Regions from separate parts of the Homo sapiens genome. Here region 2 is linked to region 1. The links are chromatin contacts, found by Hi-C or POLR2A ChIA-PET in ENCODE. All regions are on one chromosome and are shown on one strand. Each heading gives the region's core, a stretch centred on a gene start or an enhancer-like site at or near the end of the contact. The rest is flanking DNA. Distances are from core to core; before and after follow the strand shown. Region 1 overlaps ADGRL3 (adhesion G protein-coupled receptor L3). Region 2 overlaps ADGRL3 (adhesion G protein-coupled receptor L3).

Region 1 (7,933 bases), core at 3,997-6,496:
AGCAAGAAATATGATTTGTTTCACCACATTAAAAAAAGTTTTCAGAAAAAAGTAAGTCCTTAAATGCTTAAAATACTATTGATATTTAAGTAAGGTGAGACTGTAAAGTGTCTATCAGATTTAGCAACATAGACATTATAGCTTTAGTAGGGAGAGAGGTGGCCTGATTTTTTTTTAAAAAAAAAGCTATTCACAGTCCTGAAACTACAAATTATCTAAGATCAAAAGCTATTCCTTGGTAAACATTTAATCATCTGAGACAATATTAAAACATCTTACATACTACATACATATTGGCAAATTAAATTTAACAAACTATTACTAAATTCATTCTAAGTGACAAGCAATCTATTATGGTCTGACAATTCAAACGAAAATAAGAAAATAGACATAGTCTTTATATATAATGAGCCCATAACATTATAGCACAAATATACATATAAAATACTGAAAATACCATATATAAGCCATGCATAGTGATGCCCAGGGGCCACTGGAATGCAGAAAAATAATAATTTTATTTCTCTGTTCTATGCATCTTTGATCTAGAATTGCCAGTTTTAATGTTAAAATAGAAATCTATAAAAGTGGCCTGGCGCAGTGGCTCACACCTGTAATCCCAGCACTTTGGGAGGTTGAGGCAGGCGGATCAACTGAGGTCAGGAGTTCAAGACCAGCCTGACCAACATGGAGAAACCCCATCTGTACTAAAAATACAAAATTAGCCAGGCGTGGTGGCTCATGCCTATAACCCCAGCTACTCAGGAGGCTGAGGCAGGGGAATCACTTGAACCCAAGAGGCAGAGGTTGCGGTGCGCCGAGATCGCTCTATTACAGTCCAGCCTGGGCAACAAGAGTGAAATTCTGTCTCAAAAAAAAAAAAAAAAGAAAGAAAGAAAGAAAGAAAGAAAGAAAGAAAGAAAGAAAGAAAGAAAGAAAGAAAGAAAGAAAGAAAGAAAGAAAGAAAGGAAGAGAAAGAAAAGAAATCTATAAAGGCTATTGGTTTTGTAGCTTATACTAAACCTGAGCTTTAAGAAATTAGCAACTTCATACCTATGCCAAGAATAAGTAAGAAAAATAGTATGGTTAATAAAGTACTTGCAATACTGATTTAGGATTAGGAGAGAATACAATGTAATTTTTACTTATCAGGCTTCTCTTGTCTTTCAAAAGCAAAAGCCTGCTTTATATGTAATCTAACTGCATGGCAGAAGTATGTAGATGTGGAATGGACTAAAAATTGATGAGTATGAAAGAAACGTGGCAAAGGAGAATAGTCATAACCAGGCTAATATGACATAATAACTAACTTGATTTTAAAGAATCAAGCTTTTTGTCTTTATAATTACTACCAACAAAAATTTATGACATTCACAGAATCATAAAACTGGCAGCGTAATTTCAATTATATCTTGAAATGAGTCAGTATCAAGAAACTGGTCTTACACTAATTCAGGAGAAAAGATCAATTGGATTACATATACCAAGCAAGGCAACTGATTCTGCAAAAGCTCTGTAGGTCCATTTTGTTAATATAAATACTACAAATGGTAGCAACTTACTCTTTGCTGAACACAATATATATTGACTCAATCACCAACACAAAACTATGAAAGCAGCTAGCATTGTCCCCATTTTACTTATGAAGAAAGAAAAGCAGAGATAAATTCATTAACTTATCTAAGGTTACTTAGAGAGGAAGTATTATGACTATTATTACATGTTATTTAAGAGTTTAATCTTTGAAGTGTTACATGATTTTAGCAGACAAGAACTTTATAAACTATTATTGACATCCATATTATGACTTAAAATACATTCCTTTCTGAGGTAGATTTAATACTAGTCCGCCTCTTAAAATGTTCTTGCTTTCCTTCTATCCCAATAATTTCTTATATGGTGTCATCACAACCAGAAATTTGTTACATTCCAGTCATTTTGTTGATACTTAGTTTGTTCTCTGCCCAACACTTTTATATGAAATTGTCTAAATTCTATCAACAAAAATATTTAGAACAGTTTAATCTCAAGGGAACTTGTTGGAGGTGGTAATAAACAGGTCTAGTCACCTGGAACTGATCACTCTTTAAAAGAAGAGTTGTCCTCTATCTTAGTGGCTCATCGACTATTGAGCGTTCAGCCTCTGAAAGACAACCATTTCCCCTGACAAAGGCTTGAAGAAGCACCTGCTATCCAAGGAGGACAGCCATGGGGAGGACAGCTGCTGCTGCCAGATGGCCCTGACACCTCTTGGTTGGTCCTATTTTATAGAAGGATTGTTTAAGCACCTTAAAGATCCTATTTCGTGGTCAGTGAAATTTATTTCCGATTCCTCACAAGGATAGATTGTTTCCATTAAAAAGACGGAGTCTATAAAGAGATTACATCCCCAAGCTACCTTTTTTCTTTGGTTAGAAGTGATGATGATCATGGTTATAATAAGAAATTTAAAATTAAAGGAAGCAACTATCTATCTTACTCTAGCTCTGGCTCATACTTTAGGGAAAGGTCAAGACCTATGGAAGGAAAAGAGATATTAGTAACAATCAATGACTATTTGTACATCAAAGACATTGATTATGAAACTATCATTTAAGACTCATTACTCTTTTAACAACCACCTTGAAGCTTTCCTGAACTTGAGGTTATAATGTTATCACTAAACCTCTACTATCCTTAATACCAAAATATGCAGGAGAATATATTCTGATATCAGCATATCAGATATGTGTTGCACTCACAAAAAATTTAATTCTACATAGTCATTTAGTGGTGAATTTAATTTCTCAACCCCATATTATATAAGGGGCAATGAGAAACACCATTCCCTGAATAAGGGATGAACAAGGAAAGAAATTAGGTATATTTTGTCAAGTTTTATTTATGTATATTTGTTTCTCAGTTTTATTGATTGTGGGTTTTAAGTACAACCGATGTTAAAATGTACATTTCAGTAGGAATAAAATATATTGGCTAAAAGAAGAATGAAAAATAGAAATAAATTTTCATTTGAATTCAATATTGTTAATGCAAGTTGCATGTACAGTGTCTTACTCTCTGTACAGTGGTGGTACTTTAAATTGAAATGTCATTGATATACTTTTATAAATCAGAAGTGCTAGTTCATGTATATTTTATTCTCTATACCAATCCTTTTAGGACATAATTAAATGCAAACAAACAGAAAAGAACTAACTTGAATCAATGTGTCCTTCTGAATGACATATCCTTCATACCTGCAAAGCCATCTCATCAGCTAGACTATTGCACTCATGCTCATAAATTTGACAAGGTTGGTTGATTCTCTTCCAATCCCATTTACATTTAGAAATATGTAGCCATATAGGATATTTTTCTATTAATTTATAAAGTGCTTCAGTTATGATGAAAGGCAACATTACCTGTTTGTTTCCAAAGCACAGGTTAATATTTTGATTATCTTTGTATCTCATTGTCGATGTAGAGTTTGAAATGCAGTACAGATTTTGCTATGTTTTAGAAGATAAAGCATTCAGTTAGGATAGTCCAAAACTGTTGATGGGATCATCTTTCATTAGGGCCACTTAAGCCAATATATGGATAAAATGATTCATCACTTTAACTCTAGAAGCCATTATTTCTAATTAAAAACTACCCCATAAATACCTATTTTATTATGACATCTGTGTGGTAAATAAATTCAAGCTATCAGTAAAGCACTCACCAAGGAAATTACCTTAAAAAATTACTTCATTTCCAAGTGTATCTTCCTAATTAACATGACTATTTCCCATCCATATTTCTAAACTGCAATTTATAATAACTTTAGAGTCTCTGAATATCTAATACTTAGGGAAGTTATTATCTGGATTTCTTAAATCACAATGCCTACAAAAAATGTAATCATTTATTGACCTTTTACAATTATGTACATGAAAATTTATAGAGCTTGCTGATATTCAAAGAGAAAAGGAATAAACTGATAAAACTCTATAATCATTTTCCTCCAAGTCTAAGCTACAGAAGTGGGGGGTTAATTCCAATTCAATTACATCAACTGTACAATTATCATTGTAGTTCTTTGGGATATAAAAAGATACATAATACATGAATTCACATACTGATGAAGACAATCATCCAAAGCATCTTGTCTCTCCAATATTTACTTAAGGTATGACTGATTCTTTCACCTTTAACTTTTAAGTTTGCTTTCTACCCACCTTTCTTTTCTAGGTAGGCAACATGGTGCAATGAAAACAACTCAAGGGTTGTGTTCTTTTAGATTCAGATATGAATATTTACTTTGTCATTTACTAGCAATACTTTTTTGACAATTGTCAAGCTTCAATATCCTATCACTGTCTCTAATTTCTCAATCTGAGCTGGTTTATGTTCTCAAACAATACTGTGATTGTTGGCTGTGCTAACAAAACTGTAAGCAAACATTGGACAGTGTTTTCCTGGAGAACAGAATACAAGCTTTGGAGTAAAATTATACCTGGGTTTGTAACCACATCTTCCTACCAATATCTATATTTATAATAGATTATTTCAATGAAAAATGCTTTTTTTCATTAAGCCATAATTATATAAGATACACATATATTTATCTGGAATGACAGATAGATAGATAGATAGATAGATAGATAGATAGATAGATAGATAGATGATATAGATAGATAGATGATATAGATAGATAGATAGATAGATAGATAGATAGATAGATAGATAAATGATAGCTAGATATCCAGAACATGTGAGATATATGATAGTTACAGAGATACAGTTAGATAGGTCTATGTTACAGATACCGGCTAAGCATTTCACAAATATTAATTCATTTAATACTCATGATGTATTCATGAAGTGGCCACTATTATCACTCCAATTTTACAGATGAGAAAACTGAGGCTAGGCATGACATAACTACCAAATCACATAGCCGGTAAGTGGCAGAAACAGACAACACACTCCTGAATCTACTCTTACCTAGTAAGTTATATACACTGTCTCTCAATATTTGAATATAAACTAATTTTCTGGCACTAGAATTTTTTCAGATCTAATTTTGGTAGCCTTTGAAACTATTGATGGTCTTTCCTTAACATTCCCTTTAATGTTATCTTCTGTCGCTGTAAGGAAAATGGCTGTGCAGCAGTCAAGAGTAGGCCAAGGTAAACATCTGGCATAGCATGACACAGCAGGGTTGGAGCACAGGTGCACAATCCCTTGCATTATATAACCACAGTTATGTAACCATGTTATGAGTGGGCTCACCACCTGGCTCTGAGCCACTATTGTCTATGAAGTGCATAAATGTATCACTGACACTGTGAGGGGTGGTGCATAATAAAGCCATGTCCCACCTGCCTACGGCCCCCCGAGTGTTGTTTCAACTACCTGCCATCCATTCACCCACTCCCCTTGGACCCCAGCTCAGGTTGGAACCTGATAATTGGCGTAGTCAACAGGATTCCGAGGTGAGTGAGTCCTCAGCCCCTGATGGTCCTGGGTCAGCTATGTGGTCTCAGCATGGGTTGTGTTACCTTGTGGCAGCCTTCCTGCTCAGATGGGCCCCGGTGAAAACACGGGTGATGGTGGACGGGTCTCCCATGACCATGGAGAAGGCGCTGAAGCACTTTGAAGCACAGAGCACTGAAAAGGAGCGAGCCTTTGCCGGCAGAGTTGGATGGGCGTTTTTGACTGTGCTACAGGAAGTGCACACTCAGTCCCTGAGGGATACAGCTCAGGTAAGGGACCTCCAGGGTCAAGCAGAGCGCCTGGAGATCCGGACATACAGCTTGAAACGAGAATTAGGGCCTGCCACTAGTGTGGGCCTGGGCCAGCCATCCCAGTCAGAGACCCCCGCCAGGTCTGATACCAAGGAGGAAGAACCTCCACTGCAGGCTCACCCAGTGGTCCGTCAGAAAATAGAGCAGGAACAGCCACTGGGGCCCCAGGGCGTGGGGGTTCAGGGACCTCCTACTGTGGTGGAGCACATGTCATACAGTGCCTATACCCCAACTGACTTGCATAAATTAGGTAAACAGTGTCAGCAGTGCATGGGGGAACCCCTATCTACCTGGATGCTTTGCCTTTTGGATGAGGGAGCTGATGGTATTGTCTGCTCTGCCTCTGAAATGGAAAAGTTGGCCTCCATTATGACCCATCCCTCCAACAGCGATTGCAGGTGAGCAGGCGGTTAACACAGGGGCGAGGCGACCACACCCTGACTGAATGGCTGATGGCTGTCATAGAATGGTATGGAACAATGCCAGAGAAATACCAAAAACTGTGAGTAAATGGCATTCATATGCAGAGCTGGTGCAGGTAATTCAGGAAATGGGTATGTGGCAAGTTTTGTTTGATTTAAATACCTGAGGGCCATATGTTGAATGCTTTCCCTCCCACATGAGGGAACTTGTGTTGAGCTCTGCACCCCTGAGTGCTTTCGGCTCTCTGGCCACTGTCCTTACTCTGTACATGGGGCACTGCATACATGAGATGACTACTGCCATGGTGGCCCTCAGAGAAGCAGAGGGCCATTGGCAGGACCAGGGACTTTGTGCCATAAAAAAGGGGAAGGTACCCCTTCCACAGGGGCCACCTCGTGGGACAAAAAACCGCCCCAGTGGGTGACCTGCACACAGATGGGAATTGACTTGATTTGGGCTGGGGTTGACCGAGATAAAACTGATAGGCAACCCAGTGAAGTGCTGTTAACTTTGTGGAGGCAATTGTCCCCAGAGCAGCAATTCCAGAAAATGCCCAAGACGGGGCAGGATGATGTTGCTCGACCCAGTTCCACCAGGATGCTCCAGCTCAAAGACTACTTGAAGGTGGGTGGAGGTAAAGAGCCTTTTGTGTTTGATTAGGGAACTGGCCAAGGTGCCTGGCTTGGGGGGAAACCAGATGACCAGAGGCCATATGTGGAACTGGCAATCCACTCTCCCCAGTGTTGGCATTGGTAAATGCTGGTGCAGAGTGTAGCCTCGTCTATGGGAACCTAGATAAGTTTCCAGGCAAGGCTGCATACATAGACGGCTATGGAGGCCAGTCAGTGAAAGTGAAAAACATAACTGTACTGCTGACTCTGTAGGAGAGGGGCACCCCCCCATTCCCGATGGGGCATGGCATATGGATGGGTCCAGCCAGGGTGCGACTGCTTCCTGGACTGCTGTTGCGGTCCAGCCTAGTACTGACACCATATGATTTGTTATCAGGTGTGGACAAAGTAGTCAGTGGGCTGAACTCAGAGCAGTGTGGATGGTGATCACCAAGAAGGAGACACCTATGGCAATCTGCACCAATAGATGGGCAGTTTACCAGGGCCCAATCTTGTGGTTAACTACCTGGAAATTACCGAATTGGCTAGTTGGTCACCAACTCATTTGGAGCCACGCCATGTGGCAAGACTTATGGAAAATGAATTACATTTGCATGTTATTCTCCTGCCTTTGTGGGGCTGTAGTTCAAGGTTGGACCTGATGCTCCAAACCTTGAATGAACAGCCACAGAAAGGTGGCCCAGCCCCAGTGGGGCACTTCTACACTGGGCCACTGCCTCCATTCAGTTACAGATACAGACACCAAGGATGACCTCCTCTCACTAGATATGGGGACGAATGGTAATCTGCTGTTGCCTGCCTCAATGCACCTAAAGGCAGGATAACAAAAAACCTGGCTTTGGCCATGGACTCTCGAAGGCCCATTGCAGATGGTTGGCTACCATAGCCCCAGGGGGGAGGGCCTACTGTGTGATTTACATGTCACTCCTTGGGTATTTAATATATGGCCTCCGTGAATGACTGTTCATAGGGGAATGGCCAGGGAAGGAACCCTCCTCTGTGGGACATCTGTACCATCTGTGTGGCCTAATATGAGCTCCCCAGTAACTTTAGCACAGATAGAGGACCCAAAGGAACCATGGGGAGCACCACCCTGGGCAGAAGCCA
Region 2 (7,933 bases), core at 3,064-5,563, 34 kb before region 1:
ATAAATCAATTCATACATAGTTACTTTTAATAGCTACTTTAAAAATGTGTAGTTTCCATGTTTTGTGCATTTGGCTAAATACTTGTAGCATATTTTTTTCATTAAATCTTAACAATAGTTTTATAATTTAGGTATCAGCATCCACATTTCATTAATGTGGCCACTCAAGATAAAAAAAAAATTCTAGGAGCTTGTCTAAAATAACCAAAGCTGACCTTCAAGCTGCAGTTTGTTTGATTTTTAATCCCATTTTATTAATTGATATACAATAGAATTTTCCAAAGTATTATTGGTTTAATCAGCACAGAAAGATGGTGTTCATTCATTCAACAAATATTTATTGAGTGCCTACTTTGCACCATACATGGTACGTCTTAAAACAGAGCAGGAACAAAACAGGAAAAATCTCTGACCTCATACAACTTACAATCTCCTGACGATATTTAATTTTCCAAATAGTACCAGGTCCACTCTTTGGCAATATAATGGCGTGAATAAGGAAATGTAAAATACATTCATGCATAATCTGATTTATGCATCCTCCTGCTCTAGCAAACCAGACAAAGTATAATTTCTACAATGGAATTATAGAATGAACATTTTATTCTTGGTACCTATATTAAATACTAATAATACAAAATGTTTAGGGCTTTTGAAAAGCTATCTTTTCATATAGCAAAAGCGTATGCTGAGTTAATATACATTTTGCAGTCATTTTAGAGACGACAATTTTTCTAAAATTTGTATTCTGATATTATTGGGGATAATCTAGAAATTAGATTGAAAGGAAACAGGTAGTGGAAATTATTTTAAATGTTACTATCAACTTTAAAATACTCTCAAGTTTTCACATTAAAAGTGAGTTGGATTGTTTGTTTATTTATTTATTTTATTTATTTATTATTTTTGAGATGGAGTCTTGCTCTGTCGCCCAGAGCTGGAGTGCAATGGCACTCTGGGCTCACTGCAACATCCGCCTCCCGAGTTCAAGTGATTCTCCTGTCTCAGCCTCCTGAGTAGCTGGGATTACAAGTACATGCTGCCACGTCTAGCTAATGTTTTGTATTCGAGTACAGAGGGTGTTTCACGGAGTTGTCCAAGCTGGTCTCGAACACCTGAGTTCAGGCAATCCACCCGCATAGGCCTCCCCAAGTCCTCGGGTTACAGGCGTGAGACACTGCGCCCAGCCATGAGTTGGATTATTTTTATTTTGTTATGATTATATAACGAAAATATATATTCCATATAAGATATATATATATATATATATTTATATATAATTTTAAAATCCAGAGTCAGTCCAAGTATCCAAGATAAACTATGTTGGTTTGTCCATGTTGGACAAACTTATCAACAGAAAAATTAATTTTAGACAAAATTCTTATCATTTAGCAGTCAGAAATATACACATTCTAGTAATTATTGCATATTTTCTTTTAACATTTAATTTAAAAAATAGAAGACATAGGTAGAAAGTATATTTTTTTCTTTTGGTAAAATACAATATAAATTCATTTTGATTATTAATAGAATGAGGACCAATATGGCTTTGCAATTGTATCTCAATTATATTTAGACATAATTCTGTGTATTGTGTTGGAGTTGAGTAACTCAGAGCTGAGTAACTAGAATGAAGCAATTTCTAAGAACTATACGAACTATTTTTAAAACTTCTCACAAATATTTCATGAAAGCCTACCCATCTTCTTTTGGACATGCTATACTAACTTTAATATGGCAAAATATTTAATAATAAATGAAATGGTATTTAAAGTTTGGGCATATTCTTGTATTTGTATACTTTCTTACGTCTATGCTTATAAACTAAATGTACCTAAAGATATTTTAATTGATATACAAAATACTTTAAACTGCTGCATTAACTAGGCTTTTTCATCAACTATGTGGGTCTTCTGAAATAGTCACAATATTTTAAATTCACTTAAATTTATTTTCCCAATATACTCTGACATCAGGATCCCGTGGTTGAGCATCGGGACCCCATTCCTGAGCAAAACAATTTATCATGGACATTTCTGAAGGAGACCCCAGAGTTTTTTGGTTCAGTTTGAGATTCAGAAGGTAGGGATGTAAGAGAAACGGTTATAATGTTCTGCTGACTAATGTGCCTGTTGAATTGCCAGAAGCATTCAGGCAATATGCCCTAAATACAACCCATTGACTGAGAAGAGGCAGTAAAGTGAAAATGAATTTATGTGCTTCATCCTTAACTAATTTTCTGGGGAACAGATAATTAACAAATACTTTGCATAAAATATGAAGCAATTTCAAATCAAATGGTCAAAACTGAAGAATATCTTCCATATCAGTTATATGCAATTCATGTTCCTGATCCTAACGTTAAAATGGGTATTATGTCATATAGACTATGTAGAAATTGCCATATTAGTTATGTATTATTTTTTAATAATAGAAACATACTTTAAAGACTCTGATTTTCAAACTTTAATTAAAAAATTTTCTAAAAGTCTGAATTAAATGCAAGAGATTTCTGGAGTAAATTAATATTTCAAAATATCATATAAAGAAACAATACAGATCAAAAGTTAAATTTTAGAAATGAAAAAATCCTGGTCAATTGAGGGAGCCTGATTTAGCATGTCCCAGCTAACAACTCTGCACATTTACATTCTTAAGACAGACATTAATGACTCTTGAGTTTCACCCTTTTGCCATATGCCTATATACCCCTTTATTCTAACATGCCAAACTTTTAAAAACTATAGTCAGTTCTGCTACAACACTTGTTTTGAAAATGTAAATTTGTTCCAAAGCAACTGATGTGTTAGGGAATTATATGAGGATAACGCTACTTTTCCATTTGCTATGTGAGCTTTTATAGGCAAGAAGCACTAAGTCATGGATCTACAAACTATGCAAACCTGGTAGGTGGCCTGTTTTTGTAAATAAAGTTTTATTGGAAGACAACCAAACCATTTTTTATTAATTGCCTTTGGCTGCTTTCATGTGTTAAGTAGATGTGCGTAGTTGTAATAGAGATATTCTCTGGCCCTTTGGGGAATGTCTGTTGAGCCCTGCAGTAAGTGTTCAAAGAAATCTGAACCCTACTGAACCAAGTTGCAGAAAAATACACAAAATGCACAAACACACCTTCAAGTATGTACCAGCTACTTCCATTCACTGTGTATGTTGTGATCCATGACCATCCACATCTGGTGTTACAACTTTTGTTTAATTTCAGATAACCCTCATACCCACCCCGTCCTCATAATAACTCACAAGCTGACACCCACTTCCACAGCAAACTTCAGGTATTTTTCAAGGTAAAGTACCATATTTATTATCTTCCTGTATTTTTTCTTTTCAATGTATCACTGATAAAATTTTAGAGTGTTGTGCCCTTAAAGTAGGATTGCCACATTTAGCATGTAAAAAAGAAAAAACTAAGGTGATATGGTTTGGCTCTATGTCCCCACCCAAATCTCATGTCCAGTTGTAATTCTCAGTGTTGGGGGAGGGACTGATGGTAGGTGACTGGATCATGGGGCAGATTTCCCCCTTGCTCTTCTCATGATAGTGAGTGAGTTTTCAAGAGATCTGGTTGTTAAAAGTCTGCAGCACTTCTCCCTTCACTTTGTCTCTGCTGCTTTGCCATGTGAAGATGTGCTTGCTTCCCCTTCGCCTTCTGCCATGATTGTTAAGTTTCCTGAGACCTGCTAGCCATGCTTCCTGTACAGCCTGTGGAACTGTGAGTCAACTAAACTCCTTTTCTCCCTAAATTACCCAGTCTCAGGTAGTTTTTTATACCTATGTGAGAACAGACGAATATAGAAGGCTATTCCGTGAAATTTGAACTTCAGATGAACAACAAATGCATTTTAGTATAACTATGTCTGACTATTGCAGGTCATTACACACACCCCTTGCTCCTCCCCTTTAACCATATCTAGAAACTAGGAAAATTAAGAGGAGCCACATCTGATCCTTTTGTTATTTTCTATATTCACTTTACTTTTAACCTATTTCACCTTTAGAAGACTGTTAGATCTGTAACTGGTCTTTTATTTTTCTAGCAGAGACCTTGGAGGTGGAAAAAAGCAAACATCTGAGCACTGGGCTGTTGAAACAGTTCTGACTAGGCCCAAACATGACTAATCCTTAATCTCTTTGATGCAGGGATTGGGCTATTTAGCTTTGGTTCTCTTCCTTTTGCCAAGAATCAGGTACTGTATATCCATTACACACATGGAACAATAGCTGCTTATCCTGAGTAACACCGTAATGCCTGGCTAGGCTGATTGCCCAATATACTTGGCCAAGTTTAAAGTAAAACTATCAATATAACTTTTCATAAGTCTTCTCTTTCTGTAGTTTTTTTATTTGCCTAAAATACTCAGCTCTATTACGACCTCTGTTAACTGACACTTAGATAATTTATTAAGGGAAAGTAGCACGATCAAGTCATCATATCTTTAGTTTATTATGTTTTAGTACATATTTTTCTGCTGACTCATGTGAACAAGATGAAACCAAGCCCAACATATCCAGAAGATCACCACCCAGTCTCTCCTATTCTGGAGCTATTGTCTCCAATCTAATATTTTCCTTCTCCTTTACAAGCCCCTTTTCCTCAAACTCTGACTTCTTACCTGCCAGAATAAGAAAGTAATGAGAAAAGCCCCCTCACCTAAAGTTCTGCTGTGACTCGAGTTGTTATCTTTCCCAAGAGCATATGTATTTTAATAAAAGACAAGATTTGATCTTAATGTAGATTTCATGCAAGAGCAAAGTAAGAGATTAGTGGATCCAGAAGCTTTCTGGCTCCCCTGAAATCTCAATACATAGGCTGTAACTTACTCTAATTCTAAATTCAGCCCAAATAGGAAACACTGGGGTTATTGTTTCTTCTTGTCTCCATTTATGCATTCAGTGGAGATTACCAGGTTTGCAAAAGGGCTATTAAAATGAAAGGTCAGGTTTAAATTTTATAACAAGATGCTATTTAATTACATGTATAAATATTACATTTTTATTTTACCTCTTGTACAGTTAATAAAAAGTGCTTAAGATGTTTCAGTGCTTTTGTTTGAATTTTGTAATTAACTATTTTAAGTAATTAGGAAAAGGCAGTCTTTCTGGGTAGATTAATTAAAAAAAATAAGAATGCATTTCTGAGCTGACACATTCCAGCTAAGAGGCATGGGACTGAAACTGGCTGTAATCTTGGAGTAAGTCATTGATCCAGCCTGGGTCTTATTTGTTACACAACAGTGTTTCTATAGATCCTTTCAATATGGTGGCTAATGAGGTTGCTTTTGTGTCCCTAATATTTCATGTGATGAGTTTATAAATATAATTCATACACAATAGAACATGAGCTGATAAACTAAAATTCACTTTTTTCTGTGACATAAAATTTATACATTTTGTTAGTAAATACACATTGTTTTTGAGAAATAACCATTTTTCTTTAAGATATATTTTTGGCGTATAAGAATATTTGTTTATATGAATATTTCTATATTTATTTATTGATACAAAATAATTGTACATATTTAGAGAGTATATATGTTATTTTGCTATATGCATACAATGTGTAATAATCAAATCAGAGTATTTAGGACATCCATCACCTCAAACACTTATTATTTCTTTGTATTGAGAACATTTCAAATCTTGTCTTTTAGCTATATTGATATATACAATATACTATAAAGCTGATTAAAGTCACCTCACTGTGTTGTCAAACACTAGAATTTATTACTTCTATCTAACTGTTTGTTGGTACTAACTGGTATGGTTTGCTGTGTCCCCACCGAAATCTCATATTGAATTGTAGCTCCCATAATTCCCACGTATTGTGGGAGGGACCCAGTGGGAGATAATTCAATCATGTAGGCAGTTTCCAATACTGTTCTCGTGGTAATGAATAAGTCTCACGAGATGTGATGGCTTTGTTTTGTTTTGTTTTGTTTTTTTGATGTAGTCTCACTCTGTCACCCAGGCTGGAGTGCACTGGTGCAATCTCCACTCACTGAAACCTCTGCCTCCCAGGCTCAAGCAATTCTCCTGCCTCAGCCTCCCGAGTAGCTGGGATTACAGGTGCCTGCCACCGCGCCTGGCTAATTTTTGTATTTTTAGTAGAGACAGGGTTTCACCATTGTTGGCCAGGCTGGTCTTGAACTTCTGATCTCAGGTGATCTGCCCACCTCGGCCTCCCAAAGTGCTGGGATTACAGGCATGAGCCACTGCGCCTGGCCGATCTGATGGTTTTATAAAGGGTTTCCCCTTTTGCTTGGCTTCTCTCTTGCCTGCTGCCATGAAAGATATGCCTTTCTCCTCCTTTGCCTTCCACCATGATTGTGAGGCCTCCCCAGCCATGTGGAACTGTGAGTATACTAAACCCCTTTTTCTTTATATATTACCCAGTCTCGGGTATGTCTTTATTAGCAGCATGGGAACTGACTAATACACTCATTAATCAACCTCTCTTCATCCCCCTCCCACCCTTCCCTGTCTCTGTTAATTATCATTCTACTCTCTACCTCCATGAAATCAACCTTTCCACATGTCAGTGAAAATGTGATATTTGTCTTGGTGTGCTTGGCTTATTTCACTTAATATAATAAACTCCAGTTCCATCTATGTTGCTGCAAATGACAGAATTTCATTCCCTTTTATGGCTGAATAGTATTCCACTGTATATACGTTGGGGAAAGGACACCCTCTTCAATAAGTGGTTCTGGGAAAACTGGATATCCTTATGCAGAATAATGAAATGAGACTCCTATCTCTCACCATATACAAAAATCAACTCTAAAGACTTAAATGTAAGATCCAAAACTATAAAATTACTAGATGAAAACATAGGGGAAATGCTTCAGGACATTGGTCTAGGCAAAGATTTTATGGCTAAGACTTCAAAAATACAGGCAACAAAAACAAAAACAGACAAAAGAGATCGCATTAAACTAAAAAGCTTCTGTACAGCAAAGGAAGCAATCAACAAAATGAAGAGATAACCTGCAGAATGGGAGAAAATATTTGCAAATTACTCATCCAACAAGGAACTAATATCCAAATATACAAGGAACTTGACAGCAAAAAACCCAAATAATCCATTTAAAACATGGGCAACAGATCTGAATAGGCAAAGACAGCATACAAATGACCAACAGATACATTACAAAAATGATCCAGAAGTTTTGCACAGTTGCACTACAAGAAGAAAAAAATGCTCAATATCACTAATATTTAGAGAAATGCAAAACAAAACCACAGTGAGATAGCATCTCATTCCAATTACCATGACTTTATCAAAAAGACAAAAAAAATTCTGGCAAGGAAGTGGAGGAAAGGAAACTCATACACTGTTAGTGGAAATGTAAATTATTACAGTCATTATAGAAAACAGTATGGAGGTTTCTCAAAATACTAAAAATAGAATCACCATATGATCTAGCAATCCAACTGCTGAGGATTTATTCACAGGAAAGGAAATTAATAATATATCGAAGATACCTCTTTACCAATGTTTACTGCAGCACTATTAATACTCAAGATATGAAATCAACCTTAGAGTCCATTACTGGATGAATGACTAAAGAAAATGTGGTAGATATAGTAAATGCACATTTATTAATATCTTACATAGAAGATTCTGTATCTTATTTTCCTCCATAGCATTTTTCATTAAATGTCCTATTATTTTATTTCTAATCTATTTGTTTATTGTTTGTCCCTATAGCCAGAATATACACATTCCAGGAGGACAAAGACTTTATTTGTTTTTTACTAATATTTATAAACCAAACACCAAAAATGAATCGAATATCATGAAATATTTGTCAATTAAATAGCAAATGAATGGAATACAAGAATAGTTTACAACACAACTTCTGTACAATTTTTTTGACCATATATTTTGAAAACTTAAGTACACATTTAAAAA

What was found. Hi-C counts contacts between places; a loop is a spot of excess contacts on that map. ChIA-PET counts read pairs that join two places held with the same protein, here RNA polymerase II (POLR2A). Pooled maps may share reads with other maps.
Region 2: a map of mammary epithelial cell shows a loop between it and region 1 (5-fold over the local background). The contact joins two enhancer-like sites. A Hi-C loop is called at or near these places in 3 of 168 maps with a recorded cell type or tissue (HepG2, breast epithelium and mammary epithelial cell) and 1 of 50 pooled maps. POLR2A ChIA-PET finds 5 or more read pairs at or near these places in 3 of 52 experiments (BJ, MCF 10A and WTC11).

Annotation. Positions count from the first base shown.
Region 1 is chr4:61,425,609-61,433,541 of GRCh38, reverse strand. The region is part of intron 2 of ADGRL3 (adhesion G protein-coupled receptor L3); the gene reads right to left. Among named protein-coding and RNA genes, the nearest start is that of ADGRL3, 230 kb to the right of the region's middle. Within about 2 kb of position 5,246, at least 2 of the 41 ENCODE cell types and tissues checked have a DNase peak (open chromatin) inside an H3K27ac peak, as active enhancers do; they include mammary epithelial cell, where a contact is called at or near this core.
Region 2 is chr4:61,459,096-61,467,028 of GRCh38, reverse strand. The region is part of intron 2 of ADGRL3 (adhesion G protein-coupled receptor L3); the gene reads right to left. Among named protein-coding and RNA genes, the nearest start is that of ADGRL3, 260 kb to the right of the region's middle. Within about 2 kb of position 4,313, at least 3 of the 41 ENCODE cell types and tissues checked have a DNase peak (open chromatin) inside an H3K27ac peak, as active enhancers do; they include mammary epithelial cell, where a contact is called at or near this core.